2 separate regions of the Mus musculus genome follow, and region 2 is linked to region 1. Evidence: chromatin loops called from intact Hi-C (ENCODE). Cell type or tissue: heart. All regions are shown on one strand.

Region 1 (5,000 bases):
CCTCCAGCCGTCTCTCTAGAGCCCCACTTCAGGAACTAAAGCTGAAATCCCCGTCTGAACTAAGTTGTCCCAACAAGAACAAGGCTGACATTTACTGGGGACTCTGAACAACGCAGGCCAGGGTGGATTTCTCAGGGTAGGGTCCACAGAACTAACCCCGGCTGTATACTCGCTGACAGAGTTCTTCCACCTGCCGTTGCAGGCGGTCCGAGGCCTCGACCACCCGAGACACGGCAGCCTTGGAGAATTCCATCCGACCCTGCAGCTGCAGCTCCACTTCCTCACAGCTGCTGGCGCCCAGTGCCACCACAAAAGCCAAGGCCGGCTCACTGAGAGGGGCTCGAAACTGCACTGGCAGCGGTTCTGGAAGGGACAGAGAATCCTCATCAGAATGAAAGGCCACAGCAGGGACCATCAACCTCTACCAAGTCCCAGAATAAGCTGCTTGGTATTCCATGGCTGCCGGGTGGTGGTGGCGCACACCTTTAATCCCAGCACACTCTGAGTTTGAGGCCAGCCTAGTCTACAGAGTGAGTTCCAAGTCAGCCAACATTACACAGAGAAACCCTGTCTTGAAAAACCAAAATAAATGAATTAATTGATAAACAGAAAGACTTCTGCTTCTACTTTTCAGAAGGCTGGGATTATGAAAATCCAATTAGATTCTAAAACTTTGTTCATTCCATTAAAAAAGAATATTAAAAAAACCAAAAAAAAAAAAAAAAACAAAAAACCCATGTTTTTAAGACAGAGTCTCACGATGGGCGTGGTGGCACACGCCTTTAATCCCAGCACTCGGGAGGCAGAGGCAGGCAAATTTCTGAGTTTGAAGCCAGCCTGGTCTACAAAGTGAGTTCCAGGACAGCAACTTCTGCTTCCCAAGTGCCGGGCATTTCGGTAGCCCCACATCAAAGTCACCTCCTCCTCAAAACCTTTCTGAGAACATAAGCTCCCCAGGGCCCTGGTCCTACCCCTCAGATCTGATGTCCCTGGGTCTGGTCGAGGGATCACATCACGGGTCAGGCCCTCTTGGCACCCAGGCACCTCTGTCCCTGAAGACAGTTCCCTCTGGTTCTCGTAGCACTGGAGGAGGGCTTCTACAGTTTCATCCAGCTGAAAGAAGAAAGAACAAGAGGTTAGGAATGCCTCAGGGCTTCTCCCAGTAGGACGCTCGCTCTTCAGGCATCCACCTGGGCCCAGTAGCGGTTGACGATGAGGAGTGTGGCATCATCAGTGGCCTGCCTCTTCTCCAATTTCTCAATTCTCTCCCGGAGCTCATCCTCGCAGGCTTGCCGCTGCTCCAACCGCTCCGCCAGCTTCTTGTTCTTGAACTGCAGTACCTTGGAATCCATCTCCTCCTACCAGAAGGGAAGAGGCAGAGTGTCGGGCAGGACCCTGAACCATCACTGACACACAATAGGACAAGGATTAGACTGAAAGGGGAGAGGTATATAGCAAGGCTCAGACACTTGCAAAGAGAATATGCTAGTCATGAGAGCTTCACATTCCGTTCCTGCCCCTACCTGTTTCCAACTCAGACACATCACACAGGACTTACGGGAACATATGTGCGCATAAGTAAAAGGCCAGAAGGGACTCCGTAAAGTTGTTCTCTGATCACATTCACGCCGTTGGCACACCCACCCTCACCACCCGGTTTGTGTATATACACACGAGCACACACAAGATTCCAAACACTTTGGGCGCAGGCCAAATGTGACTTTCGCAAAAGCCCACCAACCGTGGAAGAAATGCCGCCGAGACGAATGGGTTCGATTAGAGTGGTCGTGGTCTTCTCCTCGCGGTTCATCTTCTTCTCTGGGGGTCCTGAGCCCCCGTCGCCGGCGGCGCGCTTGTTGCTGAGGCCAGACATAGCGGCGGTGGCGGAGGGGCAACTCAGGGCTCTCCGGGGCTGGCAGGCGGGTGGAGGCGGCACTTCCGTCACCTGCAGAAAACAGAGAGCTGAGCTGTGGATGCGTCTGGAGCTCCGCAGTCCTGAGCGTCCCCCTGGACATATCTCCCGGACCCCGCCCCCGCCGGACGGGGGTCCGCACTTACCGTAGGGTCAGCCAAGCGCCACCATCTTGGATTTCACCGGACGTCACCGGCCGCCAGACGCACAGCGCAGGCGTCAGAGCCGCTCCGGATGTGGCGAAACTTATTTCCTGTTTCTATTGGTAGCTCTTGGTTCCTCCTCTCGAGTCTTTTAGTCCCACCCCTCCAACCCCGCGACGGACTGTATTTCTCTTAATGATTGGCCAGCAGGCGGTTCCCATAGTTACTGACCCCGCAGTTGCACTAGGAGATGGAGGGGTGGAGCCTTTGCTGCTGTTCGGGGTACTCGGTACACGACCCCTTGTAACTCCAGATCCAGAGGATCCGTCATCCTCTCCTGGCCTCCGCGGAGCCCTCCCGAACATCCTGTACATATGTGCGCACACGCACGCACAAACACAATCTTTTAAAGATTTAAATTAAATCTTTAAAAAGACCGACCCTCAAAAGCACCCTTACAAGCAACTTCTAAGAGGCACGTGCAACTCGTTACGCATGCGCTCTATCTTTTCAATGATTGGCGTGGGCTTGTACTTTCTACTTTCCTTAACAACGGTCACCGGGGAGACAAGTTGGGAAGACGCCCTCTGCGGATTGGCTGCCTCTCGCTTCACCGCCTCTGAAGAAACACTAGAAGGGGCAGGACCGGGCTTTGCAGTGGGAGAGCTGGCTGTCCCAGAGCCCAGGCTGGAGAGCCCTTGACTGAGGCTAAGAAGGACGAAGAGATGATTACCCCCAGTTCCAGCCAGAGCCTGGGAATGAAGGTGCAGATGGAGTCGGAACAATCTCCCAAATTGCAGGAGGAACTGGACAGGAGTCCCAGCTCGGTGGACGGCTCGGCCATAAGGAACGGAACAGACATGCAGACCGAGTCGCCCGCAGAAGCCACTAGTAGCCCTGTGGAAGTGGCTGAAGATCCTGGAGCCAACTTGTTCCCGGTGAGGGCGGGACAGAGTTGTCCTCTAGTGAATACTTAGGTTTCCCAAAAAAGGTGCCGCCAGTCATTACGTTTATCAACATTAGGGAATTTCCTGGAGTTGCTTTGATTGTAAATAGGCTGCTAAATAGTATTTCGAGCCCACCGAAGCCCGGTTTTACCTATTTTGCTATAGTTAAAATTATAGCACACTCAGACCTGCTAGAAATTCATGAGGTACTAGGGACTAGGGGATACATACTGTCGTATCTATTTGTCCCATAATCTGTCTTCTCTCCGCAGCCACCACTACCCCAGCCCCGGATCTGTATGTGGTGAGTGTGGAGAGCCCAGGGGAAAAGTTACACTTCTCATTTGTATTACTCCTGTAAGGTGTCCTCAACAGTCCTGTCCAGCCAGGGCTCTCCAGTTTTACAAAGATGAGACTGAGAAGTGCTCAAGGTAACGAGTCACCAGCGTGCCAGGTGCCTCAGTGTAAAGTGGCGGTGTGAGAAGGGAGGCAAAGGCAGGAATGTACACAGCTGCAATGATGGAGCACTGTGCACACCGATGCCAAGGCCCAGGGGACTTCATCAAGGTCACACAGAGCAAGACAAGGACTCAAAGTTGTTTTTTGGGGGGTTTTCAAGACATTGTTTCTCCTTGTAGCTTTGGCTATCCTGAAACTCACTCTGTAGACCAGGCTGGCCTCAAACTCAAGAGATCCGCCTGCCTCTGCCTCACAGTGCTGGGTACAGTGAGTGTACCACCACTACCTGGCACAACTCTTTTCTAATCAGTGGGTTTATAAATAAAAAAAAAATCTGCTAAATCTACAGACTGGATTCTAGACCATGATGTTCCCCGTTGACAGTGAAATGATTTGCTAAAGGTTCCTTAGCAAGTTCGCCAAGTCTCAGCTCCTGATCCCCACTGAAACTCTCCAAGTTGCAGCCCCATCGGGGAAGTTGTATGAACCACCAGTGATTTGTCTCATCTTTTCCTGACAGGAAATACCTGGACATCCATTCTATGCACAGACTGGAGAAGGCAGCCACTGTGGAAAAGATGAGAGAGTATGGGTTTGAGTTGGGCGAGACTGAACTCTTGGGAGGGGAGACACAAGAAATGACAAACTTTAAAGTATAGAGTGAGTGTCAGGCAATGGAGACGAGAAGAGGCTTGTGTTCAGGGCTGCAGAGGCAGCTCAGCCATTAACAGCAATGGCTGTTCTTCCAGAGGACCCAGGTTTGGTTCCCAGCATCCACATAGTCTATAACTCAAGTTCCAGAGGATCCAATACCTTCTTCTGGTCTCCATGGGTACCAGAAAAGCATGTGTTGCACATATACAGGGAAACTACCCATATAATAGAAATAAATCCTAAGGTGAGGTGGGGGGCGGGCGAACCCCTGCTGTCTGTCACTCATGCCTCTTCCACCCCCCCCCCCAAGGGTTCTTGCTGAGCTCTTGGAGCTTGGCTTTCCTGAGCAGAGCCTGCGGGATGCCATTATCTTGGACCTCTTCTCCCACGCACTTATCTTCTGCCGCCAGCAGGGCTTTTCACCAGAGCAGACATCAGCAGCCTGTGCCATGCTCCAAGATCTTCACAAGGCCTGTGTTGGTGAGGAGAGGGAGGTAGCCACCAAAAGGTTTGAGCCCTAGGAGAGGAGGCTGGGCTGGCAGAAGTGACCGTGGAGAACTAAAGTAGGGAACCTGCAGTCTGGGATTTGTGTTCCACCATAGGTGGTATTAATGTACCACATTTATCACCTTTGAGAGCTTCCCTTATTAAGAAATGAAACACATAGTACTAATATTATGGGTCTGTTCTGAGAAGTATCTAAATAGGGGGCTGGGGATATAGCCCACTTAGTAGAGTGCTTGCCTAAGTACAAAATCCTGGGTTCACTTCCAACCCTGTGTACTCAAGTGAGGTGGCACATATCCATAATCCTAGCACTTAGGAAGTTTCTTTCCTAAAAGGCAGATGAGTCAGAAGTTCAAAGTTAGCCTGGGACACGTGACA
Region 2 (5,000 bases), 230 kb after region 1:
CACACACACAGAGAAATAAGGAAGCAAAAACCATGGCTGAGCAAGTACCTGTGGAATACTGTGTTCAGTCCTCTGTGCATATGCCAGAGGATGCCAGAGCTGCTTCATGTGGGAGATTTAATTTTAGGCTGATTTCCTGATCAGTTTTCCATCCCATCAACAGTGAATGTGTGGCCCCGTCCCCTATGTCCTCTCCTGCATTCGTTGTTGGTTATTTTGTTGTTGTTGGGTTTTTTTTCCCATTCTGACTGGGGTCAGATGAAGTCTCACAGTTGTCTCGACTTTCATTTCTGTAATTGCTAGGGATGATGAACATTTCTGGAGATATTTCTTAGTCATTCCTATTTCTTCCCTTCAGAACTCTGTGTTCAGATGCTATGCCCTTATTTTGAATGGGTCATATGCGGTTGTTTGTTTGTTTGTTTTTACTTTGTTTTTTGAGTTCTTTGTGTATTCTGGTTATGAACACTCGTCAGACAGACGCACAGCCGCTGAGGATGCTGGTGTCAGGCCCATCAGATAACATCTGATCATCCGACTGAAACTTTAAAAGGCAGGGGGGGCTTGGAACGATGGGTTTCACATTCTGAAGACAGCAGCTGACAGCCCAGAGCAGCACTCCCACCAAAGCTCTGCCATAGCTGTGCACCGCATGCATCCTGGGCACTCACTGTCAGCAGCCTCCCAGAGCCGAAGCTCCCTGTGTCACTCGGGCCTTGGCACAATCTGCTGGGAGATCTGAAATCACTCTGGGCCATGGGAAGTCATTCCTGCTCCATCTTTAAGCTTAGTACAGACCTAGTGAGCAGAAACCTGATCTTGACCCAATGTATTTGCACTGAGACATGAAAGTTATGGGTACAGGAGAAAGAAAGCGCCCCTTGCCCAGAAGTCTGCAGAAGCCTCTCCACAGCTGAAAAGCAAGAATCCAGGAAATTAACGTTTTAGTGGAGTGGTGGTTTTGTTGTGACTGTAGGAAGATTAGCTTTGTGTTATTCAGATGCTAATTTCTGTGTTGGCAGAGATCTGATTGCAGGCAGGACTTGTACAACACACACACACACACACACACACACACACATTATAATGACAGCATCTCTTGGCTCAGTATTTTATAATATTGGACTCCATTGGCTTGCGATTGGTTAAATAAAGATCTGAATGGCCAATAGATGGTCTGGAGAAGAAGGACAGGACTTCCGGTTACGAAGTGAGATCTCAGTGGGAGCCAGAGAGGCAGAAGTTCCTAGCCAGACTTGGAGAAGGAAGCAAGGACTAAGAGAGGACTAACAGGTAATAGACCACATAGGCCAGGTCAATATTGCCAAATTAGACTTGCTGAGAATCTGCCCAACAATAGCGCCTAAACTTCTAATCCCTATAATAACAGTCAGTGTGGTTACTCAGAGTAAGGGCGAGCATAGAAAGACCATCACCGTTAAGTTTAGCGTCCAATGTAAGGGCACATAATGTCAAAGCTTCAGGCCTTCGAAAAGCAGAGAACCAATACTTCCCATAGCAGTTTCTAGCTGGGCAGGAGGTGGTCCGGAGATGCCTAGAGCCCCTGATGAGCAGCAAAGCCTGGAAGGAACGGGGAATCAGGGAACCAAAGCCTCAGGGCACTTCACAGGCGCAGCTCCTTCAGAGGCCCTGCTGTGCCGCGGAATGAAGCCGGTGAGCTAACTCCGCTGTCCACTGTCACAGCTCCGCAGCAGTGTCCCCCGCATTCGCCTGGCTGCGGCGGAGCCAGAACCTACCTCAACTAGTAAGGAGCGCCCACACTGTAGCCGGCAGCAGCGCAGATCCAGTTCATTCTCGGGAGACCAGGTAGAAACGGCCGCAGCGCGGGCCCAGCAACTTCCCCGAGCTGGGAGTAGGCGAGGTGCCAGATGGTGCGTGGCAAGGTGAGGCTGGACTCTCATGGGAGCACAAACAGCGGACTCGTCCAGCCCAGGGTGGCAGGAGGGGACAGGCTGTACAATGCAGGCCAGCCTAAGCACAGAAGCTGCCAAGGCTAGACTCAGGAGAGCCAGCAGCCAGCGCGATGAGCTGGCCATGCAGCAGAAAGGAGCCTGCACTGGTGCAGAAGGCAGCAGGACAGAGAAGCTTGTCGCAGCAGAAGGCATGCCAGCAAAAGCATGCAGAGAGAGAGAGAGAGAGAGTGTGTGTTAAGAAAAATGAAAAAGGCTAAATCACAGAAGGATGGAAAAAATGTAGAGAAAATTTAATGCAGTAAAAGATATTAAGTTCGAAAACGGTAAAAGAGAAATAGATGCGCATAGACAGTAATGTCTCTGAAGAAGAAAGCGAGAAGTAGAAGTGTTTTGAAAGATACATATATGCTGAAGAAAAGAAACCGAACACAATCATAGACAGAAATACTGAGTTTGAATATAAAATAAAGTCTCCGAAGAAAGGAGAAAGAAAGTAAGTAAAAATGTTCTGTAAATGTGCATAATAAAGAGAACTCTCCAAAGGAAAGAGAGAATTAAAGAGATTAAAAGAAAATGCTTTCTTTGTTTAATAAAATGGAAAATACAATGACAGAAGGCATGTGGATTCTGTATAATTTTGTTTAAATTATCAGCAAACAAATAATTATATTTTCAGTGATGATTGCAATTTTATAAATCCCTTTCCAGTGAGATCAGAATAAAGCAGAAGGGAAAGACTGAAAAATTAAATACTAGGTTGGAGGCGACAGAAAAGAGATCAGAAAATCCTTTGATTCAGAATAAAGGATCTGGGCGTGTGGTGCACGCCTTTAATCCACCTGCCTCTGCCTCCGGAGTGCTGGGATTAAAGGCGTGCGCCACCACGCCCGGCTAGCAGGCAGATTTCTGAGTTCGAGGCCAGCCTGGTCTACAAAGTGAGTTCCAGGACAGCCAGGAATATACAGAGAAACCCTGTCTCGAAAATCAACAAAACAAAACAAAACAAAACAAAAGGAAAAGAAAAGCAGAATAAAGGATCTTCAGAGGAATTCAGTCTAAGGCTTACAGCGCCACCCTGTGATAATATCGCAGAATAGCAGTCTATCGACATGCTATGTAAAGAGGCCCGACCTAATCAGACTAGATATTGTAATAATATCGTCAAGGATCAATTACTAAATGAAGGTCTATATGCTGAGCTAAAATTAAAGATTCTGTTTGTGAATCATACAATAAATTATATGTTTCATTTTGTAGAGTTCAGAGACTTAAGATATAAACATACGTAAATACATCATACAATTGATACTTACTCAAGATTTCAATGTGCTTCTGCCTTGGGCTCTGAAGAGGCTGATGATGAGATTGCACATTTAGATAGCAATATTGGAAATGCCTTACAGATTGAAGTTGATGATGCTTCAACCTATGTCGAATTATAATGTCCGTTATGTTAGACATTGTGGCCTGAAACATGATATTAACATACCTTACAATCCTACAGGACAAGCAATTGTAGAGAGATCTAACATTATCTCAGTATCTCCCCTTTTAGTCCAATAAAAGGCTCTTTCTCTAACACCAATAAACTATATACAGTAAGCATCTATGAAAAAAATCAGGTAAGAATTACATTCATAATATCTGCGGCAGAAAGCATGGCTTTTCTCTTCAGTTCCATGGCCCTGGTCTGTCTAGCGGCTGAGCTCATGTTAGTGGGGTATGGGGAAGTGGCCAAACATCCTGATGATCTTGGGAAGAGTAAACCTGACTCCTTCCAGCTCAGGGGTCAGCACAACTGGCAGCCAAGTCCAGTTCTCCTGGAGCGGTGGAACCTGTCCAACATGTCGTCCTCCCTCTCCTCACGAGGAGGCAGGAGCTCCAGGTGGGCCTCATTCACATACATACACACGGCAGGAGGAGCATGCCAGAGATGCTTCACGGGCATCCCAGGGCCATCCCGTGGTGCTGGGCCAGGTATAGAACATTGTCCTGGACTCTGCCCCTCACCCTGGGGACAAACAGAGTGCAGGTGCTGAGCCAGAGGCCAGCCTGAGGCCGCGTGACAGGGCGTGGCACGGCGGGCACTCACAAGTCCGGGGCAGCTCCAAGCCATCTGCCTCTTCCTCCTCCTCCTCCTTCCCCCCCCCCCTCCTCTTCCACCTTCTCCTCCACCTCCTCGCCTGTAGCCCCGAACGTCCTAGTTGTTACTGCCACATGCTCGGCCCTGGGTTCACAAGATCCTCGGAGTGCCCGTAACAGATAATCTACCCTTTTATCCTATCATTCATACCCCCCCTTTTTCTTTTCGTCTTCCCCCTCCTTTCCTCTTAACACTAGAAAAGAGAGAAAGAAGAATAGAGGAAAGAAAAAAAGAGAAAGAGATCCCTAGGTCTAACGTCTTTTAATTTGCTTTCTCCCTGACCAAGTCCAATAACAGCTTGTCAACAGCAGTGTTAAATGACAACAAAGATCCATCACCCATCGAACCATCAAAACCAGTCACCCATCTGCTGAGAGTCAGGGCATCTTTCTCTTAAAATTCCTTCCTGTTCTTTGGGGGCAAAGGTACCTAGAAAAATTGGGCTATTGGTCAAGTCCTGGAAGAGATAGCTGTATCGTTTGCTGTTCAGTCTCTGTGTGATGGGAAAGTGCAGGGCTTTTCTGAAGTCCTGGCTGAAGCAATCTGAGAGGCTGGAACATCCTGCTTTGAAGTTGTCCTGGATGCAACTCTTTGAAGAACCGGCAATTGAGGCAGTCTGTGAGGCTGGATCACTCGCCAGCCCCAACATACAAACTTTTAAAAGTAACATACATGTATGAATTAACAGAGGTGTGGAGGGGCTGGTGAGGTGGCTCAGTGGGTAAGAGCCCTGACTCCTCTTCCAAAGGTCCCGAGTTCAAATTGAGTGGGGCCAACTAGAGCGAGCAGGGTTGACCAGAGGGAGCAGAGGTCCTAAAATTCAATTTGCAACAACCACATGAAAGTTCACAACCATCTGTAGAATGTGCAGTGTGCACAAAACAGCTAACAATATTTCTCTGCTCTGTGTTTGAGCAGGTAAA

What was found. A loop is a pair of places that touch in the nucleus more often than their neighbours do. Peaks named below come from ENCODE experiments on the same cell type or tissue, not always from the same donor. Only the 100,000 strongest peaks of a DNase experiment are listed, where the experiment ranks them.
Region 2: it touches region 1 in a loop (2.8-fold over the local background); 1 of 42 quality-filtered maps calls a loop at or near these places.

Annotation. Positions count from the first base shown.
Region 1 is chr7:127,585,870-127,590,869 of GRCm38, reverse strand. It overlaps Ccdc189 (coiled-coil domain containing 189), which reads left to right and starts at 2,275. Exons shown (of 9, transcript NM_001033040.3): 1 at 2,275-2,993; 2 at 3,275-3,306; 3 at 3,982-4,047; 4 at 4,426-4,595. The coding sequence starts at 2,781. It overlaps Rnf40 (ring finger protein 40), which reads right to left and starts at 2,172. Exons shown (of 20, transcript NM_172281.2): 1 at 2,059-2,172; 2 at 1,742-1,945; 3 at 1,191-1,358; 4 at 972-1,113; 5 at 157-363. The coding sequence starts at 1,873. In heart, no CTCF peak of the experiment used is centred here; DNase peaks (open chromatin) are centred at 1,159, 2,229 and 2,629; H3K4me3 peaks cover 2,747 bases; H3K27ac peaks cover 1,797 bases.
Region 2 is chr7:127,360,568-127,365,567 of GRCm38, reverse strand. It overlaps the pseudogene Gm51260. Among named protein-coding and RNA genes, the nearest start is that of Zfp747, 13 kb to the left of the region's middle. In heart, a CTCF peak has its summit at 3,011; a DNase peak (open chromatin) is centred at 1,237; H3K4me3 peaks cover 1,419 bases; H3K27ac peaks cover 628 bases; H3K27me3 peaks cover 1,820 bases.